Regions from separate parts of the Homo sapiens genome. Here regions 1 and 2 are each linked to region 3. The links are chromatin contacts, found by Hi-C or POLR2A ChIA-PET in ENCODE. All regions are on one chromosome and are shown on one strand. The core of a region is the stretch at or near the end of the contact, and the rest is flanking DNA. Distances in the headings are between cores, read along the strand shown. Region 1 holds the start of DANCR (differentiation antagonizing non-protein coding RNA). Region 2 holds the start of NOA1 (nitric oxide associated 1). Region 3 has its middle 97 kb from the start of LINC02358.

What was found. Hi-C counts contacts between places; a loop is a spot of excess contacts on that map. ChIA-PET counts read pairs that join two places held with the same protein, here RNA polymerase II (POLR2A). Pooled maps may share reads with other maps.
Region 1: a loop to region 3 is called in a map of CD4-positive, alpha-beta memory T cell, with 23 times the contacts of the local background. The contact joins the promoter of DANCR here to the enhancer-like site in region 3. A Hi-C loop is called at or near these places in 2 of 168 maps with a recorded cell type or tissue (CD4-positive, alpha-beta memory T cell and naive thymus-derived CD4-positive, alpha-beta T cell) and 6 of 50 pooled maps. POLR2A ChIA-PET finds 5 or more read pairs at or near these places in 1 of 52 experiments (naive thymus-derived CD4-positive, alpha-beta T cell).
Region 2: a loop to region 3 is called in a map of naive thymus-derived CD4-positive, alpha-beta T cell, with 15 times the contacts of the local background. The contact joins the promoter of NOA1 here to the enhancer-like site in region 3. A Hi-C loop is called at or near these places in 1 of 168 maps with a recorded cell type or tissue (naive thymus-derived CD4-positive, alpha-beta T cell) and 6 of 50 pooled maps. POLR2A ChIA-PET finds 5 or more read pairs at or near these places in 3 of 52 experiments (T-cell, activated CD4-positive, alpha-beta T cell and activated naive CD4-positive, alpha-beta T cell).

What each region holds. Positions count from the first base shown.
Region 1 is chr4:52,709,365-52,713,866 of GRCh38, reverse strand. It overlaps DANCR (differentiation antagonizing non-protein coding RNA), which reads right to left and starts at 1,473. Exons shown (of 5, transcript NR_145129.1): 1 at 1,340-1,473; 2 at 908-1,043; 3 at 325-373. It overlaps MIR4449 (microRNA 4449), which reads right to left and starts at 1,185; the gene lies at 1,120-1,185. It overlaps SNORA26 (small nucleolar RNA, H/ACA box 26), which reads right to left and starts at 618; the gene lies at 497-618. RefSeq lists an enhancer at 790-839 and silencers at 1,090-1,659, 834-1,667.
Region 2 is chr4:56,976,158-56,980,535 of GRCh38, reverse strand. It overlaps NOA1 (nitric oxide associated 1), which reads left to right and starts at 2,930. Exons shown (of 7, transcript NM_032313.4): 1 at 2,930-4,094. The coding sequence starts at 2,951. POLR2B (RNA polymerase II subunit B) reads right to left here and starts at 1,640. Exons shown (of 25, transcript NM_000938.3): 1 at 1,532-1,640. The coding sequence starts at 1,550. RefSeq lists enhancers at 1,267-1,366, 3,188-3,257, 3,638-3,697 and a silencer at 3,358-3,437.
Region 3 is chr4:54,939,982-54,944,226 of GRCh38, reverse strand. No RefSeq gene overlaps it. Among named protein-coding and RNA genes, the nearest start is that of LINC02358, 97 kb to the right of the region's middle. Within about 2 kb of position 2,031, at least 9 of the 41 ENCODE cell types and tissues checked have a DNase peak (open chromatin) inside an H3K27ac peak, as active enhancers do.

The sequences.
Region 1 (4,502 bases), core at 224-2,723, 2.2 Mb after region 3:
CCTAGATAACGGTTCAGGAATGCAGCTGCAGAGTATTCAGGGTAAGGGTCAGCTGCATTGAGTTAGCGGGGGCGGAGTGGTCCTGGGGCAGCCTGTCCCTAACAGAATCCACCTCCGAGTTGTGACAATTAAATGAAAAGGTTGAAAAGGTGAACATGAAGCACCTGCTACACTGCCCTGTTGCCACCAGCATTGTCACTGCTCTAGCTCCTGTGGCACTGCACGGACACGTGGTTGCTACAAGTTAGTACGCATATTTGGCCTTATTAGAGGCACTTTCCTATTGTAACTGAAGGGATAGTTGGCTTAAGTCAATTGAAATACCAGCAACAGGACATTCCAGCTTCAATGGCTTGTGCCTGTAGTTGTCAACCTATAGAAAGAAAAGTTTTAAAATGACGTTTTAACCAAAGAAAACTGAAATGTATTGCTTGTTCTATAAACTGTAAAGAAAATCACAAAGGCGCTCAAGTTGTAACGAAACTTTTTCTGGTTCAGTTGTGACTCCAGACAGGATCCAAAGAGGAGCTTTCCAGTCTCTTCTCTGGGTTTTATGGAGACTTACTTTACCCTTCTGTGTTAGCCTCTTAAAGCACTGGGTCAACCTTAAAAGGGCACAGGAAAGGGTGCTTTGTGATTTTTTTTCTTTGATTTTTACAGGGTTCACTACTATTTTCCGCGTTGCTCTCAATACCTCGTGGATCTCTGCTTCTCTAAGTCTGAAACCACACTAGAAACACAGCTGTTTTGTTTGGTGAGCCCCTACATGGATGTTTCCTTCCAGTTAAGGGGAGCCGGATTCGGACCTTGGCGACAAACAGACGCCGGGGAACCCTCCGGTCCCACTGGCCACGTGCTCCAGGCTGACTCATTCCTTCCCCCACCCCGCTCAAGGCTAGGAACATACCTGCGCTAAGAACTGAGGCAGCTGCACTTCCGCAGACGTAAGAGACGAACTCCTGGAGCTCAAGGTCGGCTGGGGTTGGGTTCCTGTCCCGCACGCGTGGCCCGCCCGAAACCCGCTACATAGTGGCGCGTCAGCCCTGGGGAAGCAAAGCGCAAAATTGTTACGGTGCCCAGACCTGCGCCGGGAACCTCCGGCTGTTCCGCTGGGCGCGGCGCCTGTGCCTCGCGCAGCCCCGGGACGGGCACCGCCGCCCGCCCCCCGGGCCGCCGAGGGCTGCTCTACCCCTCCGTTCTGGCCGCCGGGAGCAGAGGAGCTCGAGGCGGGCAAAGCTCGTGGGGACACCGGGCGAGCCCAGCCCCTGATCGGACCCACGGGCCGGCCGGGCGCCCTCCCCGCGGGAGACCGAAAGCCGAAGACTGGAGATGCACTCACCGCGCAACTCCAGCTGACAAAGAGGCCTGCGACCTGCGACGGGCGCACAAACCAGAGAGGCGGCGCGGGGCGGGGAGGGAAGCAGGAGGGTCGCGAGGCCCGCAGCCAATCCCGGGAAGACTCTGGGCAAGGGCGGGGCGCGCAGCCGATCCCCTGGAGAGGTCGGGTAGCTCAGCCAATCCCGGGAAGATCCTGAGCGGGGCGGGGTGGAGGGCCGCGGCACGCACAGCCAATCCCGGATGGGGCGGGACGGGCCCGGCCATTGGCTGTCGGTGTCCGGGGCCGGCCTAGGTGTGGCTCATGCAGTAGCACGGGGATAAGCCATGTCTGCGCGCGGAGCATCCTTCTCTGAATTAGATTTTTCAGGCTACCTACCAATCCCCGGCGTTGGTGATTTTGGTGCTCTTGGGCCCTAGACCCTTCCTCGGGTGCCCTTCTGGAGAGGGCATCGAGGTTACTCCAGGGTTGGCCTAAGGCCCTGGGATTCCCTTTCTTAAAGCCACACTAATCCGGTGTGTGTTCATCATCTGTGTCCGCCTAAACCGTAAGCTTAAAGAGAAGCCACGACCATGTCTTGTTCAACAAGCTCACTCCCGTGGCCTCTCCTAAAGCTAGAAGGACTACCTCCTTTCCTCATGCTCCCTCTTTATTCATTTACAGAGTCCAATAAGTAGACCATAATCAGCTGGAGGGTAGGAGTTGGGGAGGTTGAGAAGGCAACCATAGCAATCTCAAGGTAACAGGCTCAAACTTGGCAAACAAATAAGTAGAAGAAAATTGGAGTATATGCTAAAAGGAGAACTTCTATTGCTGTTTCACGTACTTACCATCTGCTAACAAATCTAATCCTCAAAATATATTTAATCATCTCCAAATTATAGATGGGGAAATAATTATGTTATGTAACTTGCCCAAAGTCACAGAGCAGCTAGCCAGTGGTAGATCCAGGATTTGAACTCAAGCAGCCTGAAGGCAGAGCCCCTCAAACAACATGCTACCTAGCCTTTCCCCAGGTGTTGGGGGTGGAGCAGGAAGGGAAACCAAAAAATAGCCTACACTTGGTTAACAGATCAAGACAGGCAGCTCTGGTGGGGTGTGGCTTTGTAAACAGAAAGAACAACTCGTCCAGAGCCCCAAGATAAAACAGGAAAGGGCTTTACCTGTTTAAGGACTCCCAGAAATGGAACTTAAGGAGCAGAGTGGCCTGAGATGAGAATGGCTTGGGGCCAGACCATGCAGGAAACCCTGGAAGAGTTTTTTTGTTTTGTTTTGTTTTTGAGATGGAGTCTCGCTCTGTTGCCCAGACTGGAGTATAGTGGCACGATCTTGGCTCACTGCAGCCTCCACCTCCCAAGTTCAAACTATTCTCGTCTCGGCCTCCCGGGTAGTTGGGATTACAGGCATGCACCACCATGCCTGGTTAATTTTTGTATTTGTGAAAGAGTTTATACTTTGTGCTAAGAATGATGGAAAGCTGTTCAAGTGTTTTGTTTGTTTGTTGTGTGTGTGTGTGTGTGTTTTAACAGGGGAATGATAGGATCTGATGTAGGGTGTGGTTTCGGGTGTGATTAAGGTGGTTTTGGTGGGAAGAAGAAGTTGAGTAAAATTTACCAATAAACCCTAGCACCTAGTCATCATCTTGCAGATATTCATAGGATCTTGTTGAAATTGGAGAGTGAATACCAGTTTGTTGTCCCTTCACCTTTCTCAAGAGTCTTCCAAACATATCTCTAGTTGGAATCTGTTCTTTTTATAGTCCCTTTGGATAGCTGAGAGATATTACCTTTCCTTTAACTATGGCAATGCATGTGGTCAGGCAACATGGGAAAATATAGGAAAAGAGAAGTAAATCTCCTTAGTAAAGAGACTAATGCAGGAATTCAGCAGCAACCTAGCAGGGGCTGGGGGTAGTTGTGCAGAATGTCTTCCCTCCTCCCCAAATCAGGGGATAAAAATGGGAAGGAATTATGAAAGAATTATATTTGTGTTTGATTTAAGAGAAATTCACCTTAATCTGAAGGCTTCACATTTCTGGCCAAATACCTCAATTCAATGAACTTACAAACAGTTCATTCGAAATAGTAAAACTGTTCACTGGGCTTAGAGGAGAAATGTCTATTAAATACAGAGACAATAGAACAAAATAAACTGATTTATAATTGCTTTTGAGTTAGGTTCAAGATAATATATATTTGGTACTAAAAATCCTTATAATGCAGTTTAAAGAGAATTGTTTCAATTGGGTTTATTATTAGGCCTAATTTTTTTAGAGAAATTAGTATGTCTAATCAATCCTTCTTTCTTTCTTTTCTTTCTTTCTTTTCTTTCCCTCCCTCCCTCCCTTCCTTCCTTTTCTTTTCTCTCTCTCTCTCTTTCTTGCTCTCTCTCTCGTCTCTCTCCCTCTCCCTTTCTTTTCCCTTTGACAGGGTCTTACTCTATCACTCAGGCTAGAGTGCAGTGGCACAATCATAGCTCACGGGTCAGGCTCCAACTCCTAGGCTTAAGTGATCCTCCCACCTCAGCCTCCCAAAGCATTGGCATTACAGATGTGAGCCACCACGACTGGCCAATCTGTCCAATTTGAGGGAGTTCAGTCTCTCCAAATTTAATCTGTCGGAAGTTGAATAAAGGGACCTAGAAGAATACCCACCAGCCCTCCAGATATTCTCAGCTGGATTTCCCAGAGACACCACAAAATCACTCTTTTGGCCCAGAATTTATTCTCTTCTTCCACCCCTCCACTTCCTTTTTGTGTCCTCTGTCTTGAAGAATAACAATTCCTTAGCCCAGCTGTCCAGGACTTAGCGCAAATGCTTTCCTTTCTCAGTCTCCTCCTCCATTTCTCAGCCTCCTACTTCCTCATCTTCTTCCATGCGGGCAGTTCTTCCTATTGACCACCATGACTCTGCCTCTTCTTTCCAGCCCTTGCTTGTACTTTAGTTCTAGCTCCATCATTTACTTTCAGCATCATCCACTGCAGTAGCCTCCACCTTCATTCAGCTTCCCTGTCTCCAGTGTTCCCTTCCCCATGAATTCTTCCACACTGCTGTCATCTCCATTGGAAATTGTTAAATGGCTCTTTACTGCCACCAGAAACAAAACCAACCTCCACCTATCTACTTCCTCCTCTCACTTCCCACATACCTATTATAATCCAACCATG
Region 2 (4,378 bases), core at 1,681-4,180, 2.0 Mb before region 3:
TGCCCAGGCTGCTCTCGAACTCCTGAGCTCAAGTAATCCACCCGCCTCAGACTCCCAAAATGCTGGGATAACAGGCGTGAGCCACTGCACCAGCCACCCCACTTTAACATTTTTAAATTTTCTGGCTTGTGAGCTATGAGAATATATTACCCAGCCAAAAATTATGCTTTAAAAATCTTTTTTTTCGAATTTTTCTTCTACTGAGATAGTAGTTAAAAAAGAACAAGGAATATAATGATGCTAATAAATTTCTACAACACAAGATATAAATGAGACAGAAGTTTAAACAGCTTTAAAAGTTTAAGCTTTTGGCTGGGCACATTGGCTCATGCTTGTAATCCCAGCACTTTGGGAGGCCGAGACAGGCAGATGGTTTGACCTCAGGAGTTTGAGACCAGCCTGGGCAACATGGCCAGACCCCATCTCTTAAAAAAAAAAAAAAAAAATTAAGCTTTTGCTTCAATTTTTTCCATCTGATTTATCAGAAGTACCTGAGGGAATAGAGAGAGGAGATGTAGGGGGTGGCCAAGGAATTGAGAGCTATAAGAAAATAAGGTTTGAATTAGCAGATATGGAGAATGGAAAAGGCGGCTACGAAAATACACTAGACTCAACTAAGAATTTTTTTTTTTTTTTTTTGAGACAGTCTAACTCTGTCACTCAGGCTGTGGTGTAGTGGTGCGATCTCAGCTCACTGCAAACTCCGCCTCCTGGGCTCAAGCGATCGTCCGGCCTCAGCCTCCCGAGTAGCTGGGATTACAGGCGCACGCCATCACACTAGGCTAATTTTTGTATTTTTAGTAGATACAGGATTTCCCCATGTTTGTCAGGTTGGTCTCAAGCGATCTGCACATCTCGGCCTCCCAAAGTGCTGACGGGAGCCACCGCGCTCGGCCACTACTAAGAATTCCATATGCGCAAACAAACAGGTATTATACATTGGCCCAGTGCAGCAGAATACATATCATCTGAGAACTGTGACATTGTGAGAAGAGGAAGTTAAAAGTCATCCTTTAAGACAATTTACTTTGACTTACAAACAGTATGAAGAAATGTCAGACTAAACCGAGTCCCCCCCGCCACCCCCACCCCCCGATATTCTCTGTCCCGGAATATTTCCAGGACCTTCCACACTGCCTGACACAGGCTGACACTCAACAATTGAGCTATTCGTTAAGTCGACTGTGGCTTTAAGGAAAATTTTTAAAGGGTGCCCTTTGCTTCAAATTCAAAACGTAATTTATCTTACGATTCTGCACGCTACTTCACCACAGGAAACGAGGATCAGATCTAACGGAACGAGAAAGTGCAGAGAGCAGCAGTGAACGTAACCTGGAACATTAACACTATGTTCCCTGCACCCTCCGCCTCTCCCTACCCCAGTTTCGTTCCCGGCCTGGTAAGTGTGGGAACAAGGCTGGGGACTGTGCAGCCGGCGCATGGGAAGGCCCCAAATCCTCAATCCAATCAGTTCCCAACGCTTTCCTGCTTAAATGGACCGCCACGGCGTGTGTTTTGAGCGTTCACCTACCCTCATCCGCGTCGTACATATTGCCAAACGGTTCTCGAGCTCCTAACTCTTGAAATCAAAAGACAAAAACCGCCCAGAAGCCAGCAGCGCCAGGAGCTAAAGACGAAGTAACTTCCGTCTCCGACGTTCCCAGAATACCACGCGTCTCACACCAAAGGCCGCCCACAGGGACGCCAAAGTTAGGATCTGCGCCTGCGCAAATTGTAGGTCAAGCTTGGGCCGGGGTTAGGGTTGCACACGCGTAAATTGTGGGCCGCCGCTGCCGGGCTGATTGAGAGGACAGCTCCCGCAATCTGCGGTCGTATCCGTTCCGTCAATGTTTTATTTCTGCTTGTTTTTCAATGTTGTTGCACAAATAACGACACCTGAAAACAAAACCAGGTATACTTATTATTAAAAAGTGTTCGTCCTGTGAATCCGCAACATTGGGATGCTCAATTTATTTGCCTTTATAAGGACCAAAACACGAAGCTATTTTTTATTTTTATTTATTTATTATTTTTTGAAATGGAGTCTCGCTCTGTCGCCCAGGCTGGAGTGCAGTGGAGCGATCTCGGCTCACTGCAACCTCCGTCTCCCGGGTTCAAGCGATTCTCCTGCCTCGGCCTCCCAAATAGCTGGGATTACAGGCAAGGGTCACCACGCCCGGGTAATTTTTGTATTTTTAGTAGAGACGGGGTTTCACCACGTTGGCCAGGCTGGTCTCGAACTGCTGACCTCAGGTGATCCACCCGCCTCGGCCTCCCAAAGTGCTGGGATTACAGGCGTGAGCCACGCGCCCGGCCGGAAGCTCCTTTCTGTTTTTGTTTTGTTTTGTTTTTTTGAGACAGGCTCGCTCTGTCGCCCAGGCTGGAGTGCAGTGGCGCGATCTCGGCTCACTGCAACCTCCGCCTCCCGCGTTCAAGCCATTCTCCTGCCTCAGCCTCCCGAGTAGCTGGGACTACAGGCGCCCGCCACCACGCCTGGCTAATTTTTTGTATTTTTAGCAGAGATGGGGGTTTCACCGTGTAAGCCAGGATGGTCTCGATCTCCTGACCTCATGATCCGCCCGCCTCGGCCTCCCAAATTGCTGGGATTACAGGCGTGAGCCACCGCGCCCGACCCCGGAAGCTCCTTTTTAAGTGTGATTTATTAAGGGCGGCTTGTGCTAGCAGTGAGGCGTTAAGCCTGAAAGTGAAAAAACCCAAAACACTCACTGCTCTTTTCTGCCCACCTAGCTCAATCCTCCAGTGCCTTTGCCATAGCTTTAAGTAGGTTCTCAGTCTCAGAGCTTAAATCGCGAGAACTGACGGGATTAGACGCAAAACCAACCAGGACAGCTCCCAAGTACCCACGCGCTTTCGTCTCGGGTCAAATGCGCGCCTCGGACCCTAGTGCGCGTGCGCGCTGGTGGCTCCGCCCCTTTGGAGCTACTTCCTCATGCTGCCCGCTCGCCTACCGTTCAGGCTGCTGAGCCTTTTCCTTCGTGGATCCGCTCCCACGGCAGCGCGCCATGGCCTCCGGGAGCCGCTCCTGGAGAGGAGGTGCGCTGCCGCCTCCTCCTTCCAGCACTCATCGAGTCTGGGACGCGAGCTTCCTTATGACCCCGTGGACACGGAGGGCTTTGGAGAAGGTGGTGACATGCAGGAGCGTTTTCTGTTCCCGGAGTACATCCTGGATCCGGAGCCGCAACCCACCCGCGAAAAGCAGCTGCAGGAGCTCCAGCAACAGCAGGAGGAGGAGGAGCGACAGAGGCAGCAGCGGCGGGAGGAGCGGCGACAGCAAAACCTACGGGCCAGGTCCCGGGAGCACCCGGTCGTGGGGCACCCGGACCCGGCATTGCCGCCCAGCGGCGTGAACTGCTCGGGCTGTGGGGCAGAGCTGCACTGCCAGGACGCCGGAGTGCCCGGCTACCTGCCCCGAGAGAAGTTCCTCCGCACGGCGGAGGCAGACGGCGGGCTGGCACGGACCGTGTGCCAGCGCTGCTGGCTGCTGTCGCACCACCGGCGCGCTCTACGCCTGCAGGTGAGCCGCGAGCAGTACCTGGAGCTGGTGAGCGCCGCGTTGCGGCGGCCCGGCCCCTCCCTGGTGCTCTACATGGTGGACCTGCTGGACCTGCCCGACGCCCTGCTGCCCGACTTGCCCGCGCTGGTGGGCCCCAAGCAGCTGATCGTGCTGGGAAACAAAGTGGACCTCCTGCCCCAGGATGCTCCTGGCTACCGGCAGAGGCTGCGGGAGCGACTGTGGGAGGACTGTGCCCGCGCCGGGCTCCTGCTGGCCCCTGGCCACCAAGGGCCACAGCGCCCCGTCAAGGACGAGCCACAGGACGGGGAGAATCCGAATCCGCCGAACTGGTCCCGCACAGTGGTCAGGGACGTGCGGCTGATCAGCGCCAAGACCGGCTATGGAGTGGAAGAGTTGATCTCTGCCCTTCAGCGCTCCTGGCGCTACCGTGGGGACGTCTACTTAGTGGGCGCCACCAACGCCGGCAAATCCACTCTCTTTAACACGCTCCTGGAGTCCGATTACTGCACTGCCAAGGGCTCCGAGGCCATCGACAGAGCCACCATCTCCCCTTGGCCAGGTGAGTTTTAGGAGGCTCGCCCTCTTCGTTTCCTGGCAAGGTGGACGTCTGGTCCTGGCCGAGGCACCGAGTACATCCTCCCTTAATGTCCACTGCGGGCTGCCTGTACCCTTCCCTTTACAAATTCTCTCCCCACTCTGGTCACACCTCTCTTCTGTGTCAGCTTACTGCTAGGGAAAATTGAGGATGTGTTGTAGTAATTTTCAATGGAAGTGTTTATGGAGCACGTCTCTGTTCCCAGTCACTAAGCACTGGAGATAGACCAGGGAACAAAGCAAAGTTCC
Region 3 (4,245 bases), core at 782-3,281:
AGGTTCTATCTTCTGCCATGAGAGAAAAGCATGCCACCAGGCAATTGTCACCCTTTGACCTGAAATCGAGACGTGTAAAGCAGACCTGAAACAGACCCAAGCCTAGAGGCCAGAAAAGCTCAGGCAAGAGCAGCTGGGTACATCTAAACTACAGTGAATGGAAACATGAATACAACATGAATATTCATTATTTCAAGTCATGGAGAATGGGGGAATTATTTGTTATGCAGCATCACAGTAATAGTGGACACCTATGATGTGTTTTTTTTTTAAAAAAAGACAAATTGTCACAACCACTCTTTATGTACAGTATTTCCATTTTACATAAAGGAAAACCAAGGGTCTGAGAGGTTAGAAAACTAGTTTAAATTAATAACTGGTATATCCAGTATTAACATCTAGGTCTGCCTGATTCCAAAGCCTGTTCTCTTTCTACCTCCCTCATGTCATATCCAGAATATTGACACTATGCCACCTATAGAGATCCTTAACTAGCAAAAATTATGCTATTATAGCCAATAACTTTGCATTCTACTTACTAGAGCTAGGCAAGGAATCATTTTGCAAGATGGCATCCAAAATGTCTCTCGGCTCAACTGTCAGTTCCATAAAACGTTCTATTAAGCATAATTCATCCTTCCCTTTCTCCTCTATGCACTCCACACTTCCTGTTATTCAGAGTTGTAAGGTTTTAAAGAGGATTCACATTTCTCCAGGCCGAGATTACCTATGGCTGCAATAGAATTTGACTTGCATTTTGTTTGTTGTCAATACAATAAGCCAGAAACAGATGCAGATCATTGAACTGAAGAATGACTTTTCTCTCTTGATGGCACTTTGAGCAGAAAAAACATCTTTGTCTGATGTATTGTTAAATGAAAAAAAAAAAGCAAAGTGCAGAACAATGTGTATTGTACATCATTTGCATATTTTAAAAGCATATATATGTGTATGTATGAATGTTTATATCTACATAGGATGTCTCTGGAAGAATACTCTAGAAATATAATGGCAGTTGCCTCTGGTTTGGGAACATGGTGGCTGATGGGGAGTGAGGGTGGGAGAGAGAATGATTTTTCACTGAATAGTCCTTTAAAGTTTTTTAAATTGGTGTTCAGGTTTATATTATTCCCCAAAATAATGAATACATTTTTTAAAGACAGAAACTACTTCTTCTACGGCCTATCCCTCTTCACTTTATTTAAGCTGTGTCTATTGTGTCTCAGACACACTGACTTTTTGAAGGGACTTGAGAGGAGGAGCTAGCCCAAGAGGAAGAGGCCCTTTCTGGCATGTTCTCTTCCTCTTGATAGTTGAGGTGCATATAAACATCTTCAAAGTCTCCACGGACAACAGAGACAACACGAACTGGAGCCCACTGGCTCCCACAAGTGAAAGTGATTTTCTTCATTCATGACTCAAAGGCTGTAGAGTAAAAAACAAGAACTGATCAGCTGTTTTTTTGTTTTGTTTTGTTTTTTTTTTTTTTTTTTGAGACGGAGTCTCGCTCTGTCGCCCAGGCTGGAGTGCAGTGGCGGGATCTCGGCTCACTGCAAGCTCCGCCTCCCGGGTTCACGCCATTCTCCTGCCTCAGCCTCCCAAGTAGCTGGGACTACAGGCGCCCGCCACTACGCCCGGCTAATTTTTTGTATTTTTAGTAGAGACGGGGTTTCACCGTTTTAGCCGGGATGGTCTCGATCTCCTGACTGTTTTGTTTTTAAAGACCAAACACGTCATCTTATCTTGTTCTGAGTGAGACAGCTACATGATGAACATCCTAAAAGTTGAAGACCTTGGATTTCCACCTGCAAGCCAACGATGTTTTTCTGTTAAATTCTAATCATATTATTAGAGTTTATTAATTGTTTTAACAAACAGACATCTATGTCCATTCATTTTTTTTCAAAGACAGGGTAAATAAATCAACTTTCAAATCATGTCCTTCTGCAAACACCAGCTGCACAGGAAAAGGAAGGCCGCCTGTTAGCAGCCTCTCGCTGAAGGGCTAGGCTGAGGCTGTCGGTGTGCATGCCCAGAGCAGAGCTGTCTGTTAATGAGTCCTACAGCTCACAGGAAAGAACCTCAGCGGAAAGCAAGAAGGCAGAACAATTGTGTGAACTTAGCTCCCTTTCTTATTCTCCAAACATCTGGCCACTGTATGTGTCATTTCTTTGATTCAAACTTGTTCTGGCGTTATTGATAGGGAAAATCTCCACCTGGGGGCTGGAAGGGACTGCTTCTTCATCAAAGAATAGTTAGCACAGACTCACTTTTAATAGCAAAATAATAGAGCAAGTCACTTATAAACCATGTTTCTGAAATTGCCCAGCCATGCTCTGCCAACTCTTTATGGGGAGAATAAGACAAAAGCTGGAAGCAAAGAGAGAGTAAAGAAAGCCCTTACGATTAGGGGTGAAGAAAAAACAAAGCCTGCAAGACGCCATCTTGGTGTTGGCTAACGATGGGGAAAATCTCTGCTGTTTAATATAGTGCATTTATAAACACAGATGTCAGGGACGGCAAGTTTATTTTTGTAGTTCTGCATCTTACATTTCCTCAATTGATTCTCTTTCTTTTCTTCTTCTACGTCAGAACAACCAAACAGGATTCAAGTGATGCATTTGGATGGCTTGCTTCCCTGAATTGTGTCTATATCCATTAACAGGGCAGACACTTAGTTCCACCTGTAGACATGACAGTTTTGTCATCTTCACAACTGTTCCCATTGTCCTGATCCTTATTTCATTTTACTGGGCTACCTTGAATAACAACCCCCTGGGCTTATTTTACTGGCAGTTAAAATCAGTTTTGGTAGTAATTTTGCCTGGAAATCAGCTATTAAGTTTATGTGCTTGTCAAATTTTAACTATATGCCTAATTTAAAAGTACTTAGAGCCACTTAAATTTGGTTGAGTGCCAATGTTAAGATGCAGTCAAATCTCAATGACTGCACACTGCACGCTTAGTTTGCAGCAGACTTCTTTCCCTTCTGTTTCCAACTCTCTTGTTAGCACCTGCACCAGGAAATGGGTGGGTGGGTAGGTGGGTGGGGTGCAGAGAGTGAAGGAAAATGAAAGTGATGCTGAGCCAGCACCACCAAAGGGATACTCAAAGTCTTACCTTTGGGCTCTAAAAATGAAATCAATGGCACAACTTGAGATTGGGAGAGAATAAATTGGCAGCCACATACTTGAAAGACATGCGAGAGTTTGGTTAACTGCAAGCTTAATATCTTAAAAAAACACAAAATTCATGTTAGACTTATACTAACATGCACCGTTCTAAATGTTTCATAAATATTAACTCTTTTCATTCTCACAGCAACTTTATGAGGTAAATACTATCATTATACCCAATTATCAGATGGAAAATTGAGGTATGAAGAGAATAACTTGCATATAGTTACATTGCTAGAAAGTTCCAGGGTCAGAATTCAAATTCAGCCATTCTGGCTCCAGAATCCACGCTCTGAAGGCTGCACCTTCCTCTGAGCCAGCAGCGGGGTACAGCCACTACAAAACAAATACAGAGTATGTTCCTGTTTGATGTTATCGCTGGCTGAAGCTCTTTGCAATAAATGTCATAAAGCTCAAAGTCTCTATGAAAAGAATAATAGATGTCCAAAGCCAGTTCAATTCTTTCAAATAATAGCAACAAAATAAAATTAGGGAATCTTAAAAATAATTAATATTATCCTTAATATCAACTAGAAATATAAGGGTAAAATTTCAAGCCAAATTAACTTTTCCGGGTCTTCAACTTCTCATCTGCCCAGTGCTTGGTAAGAGCTAGATAATTTCCTAATTCTTTCACATTTTAAGATTCTTATGTTCTCCCACATGATCTTTCAGGTCAGTGATGTCTCCATTTATTCAGTCATACAGAGAATTGGTGTTTTTCCAGCATTAGTTTTTGTTTTTTTTTTTTCGAGATGGAGTCTCACTCTGTCGTCCAGGCTGGAGTGCAGTGGTGTGATCTCGGCTCACTGCAACCTCCACCTCTCGGGTTCAAGCAATTCTCCTGCTTGTACCTCTTTAGTAGCTGGGATTACAGGCACCCGCCACCATGCCTGGCTAATTTTTGTATTTTTAGGAGAGACGAGGTTTCACCATGTTGGCCAGGCTGGTCTCGAACTCCTGACCTCAGGTGATCCACACACCTGGCCTCCCAAAGTGCTGGGATTGGCATTAGTTTTTTAAAAGGCACCTTGCTCGCTTTGTGGGGAACAGTCTGATAAGAAGATGA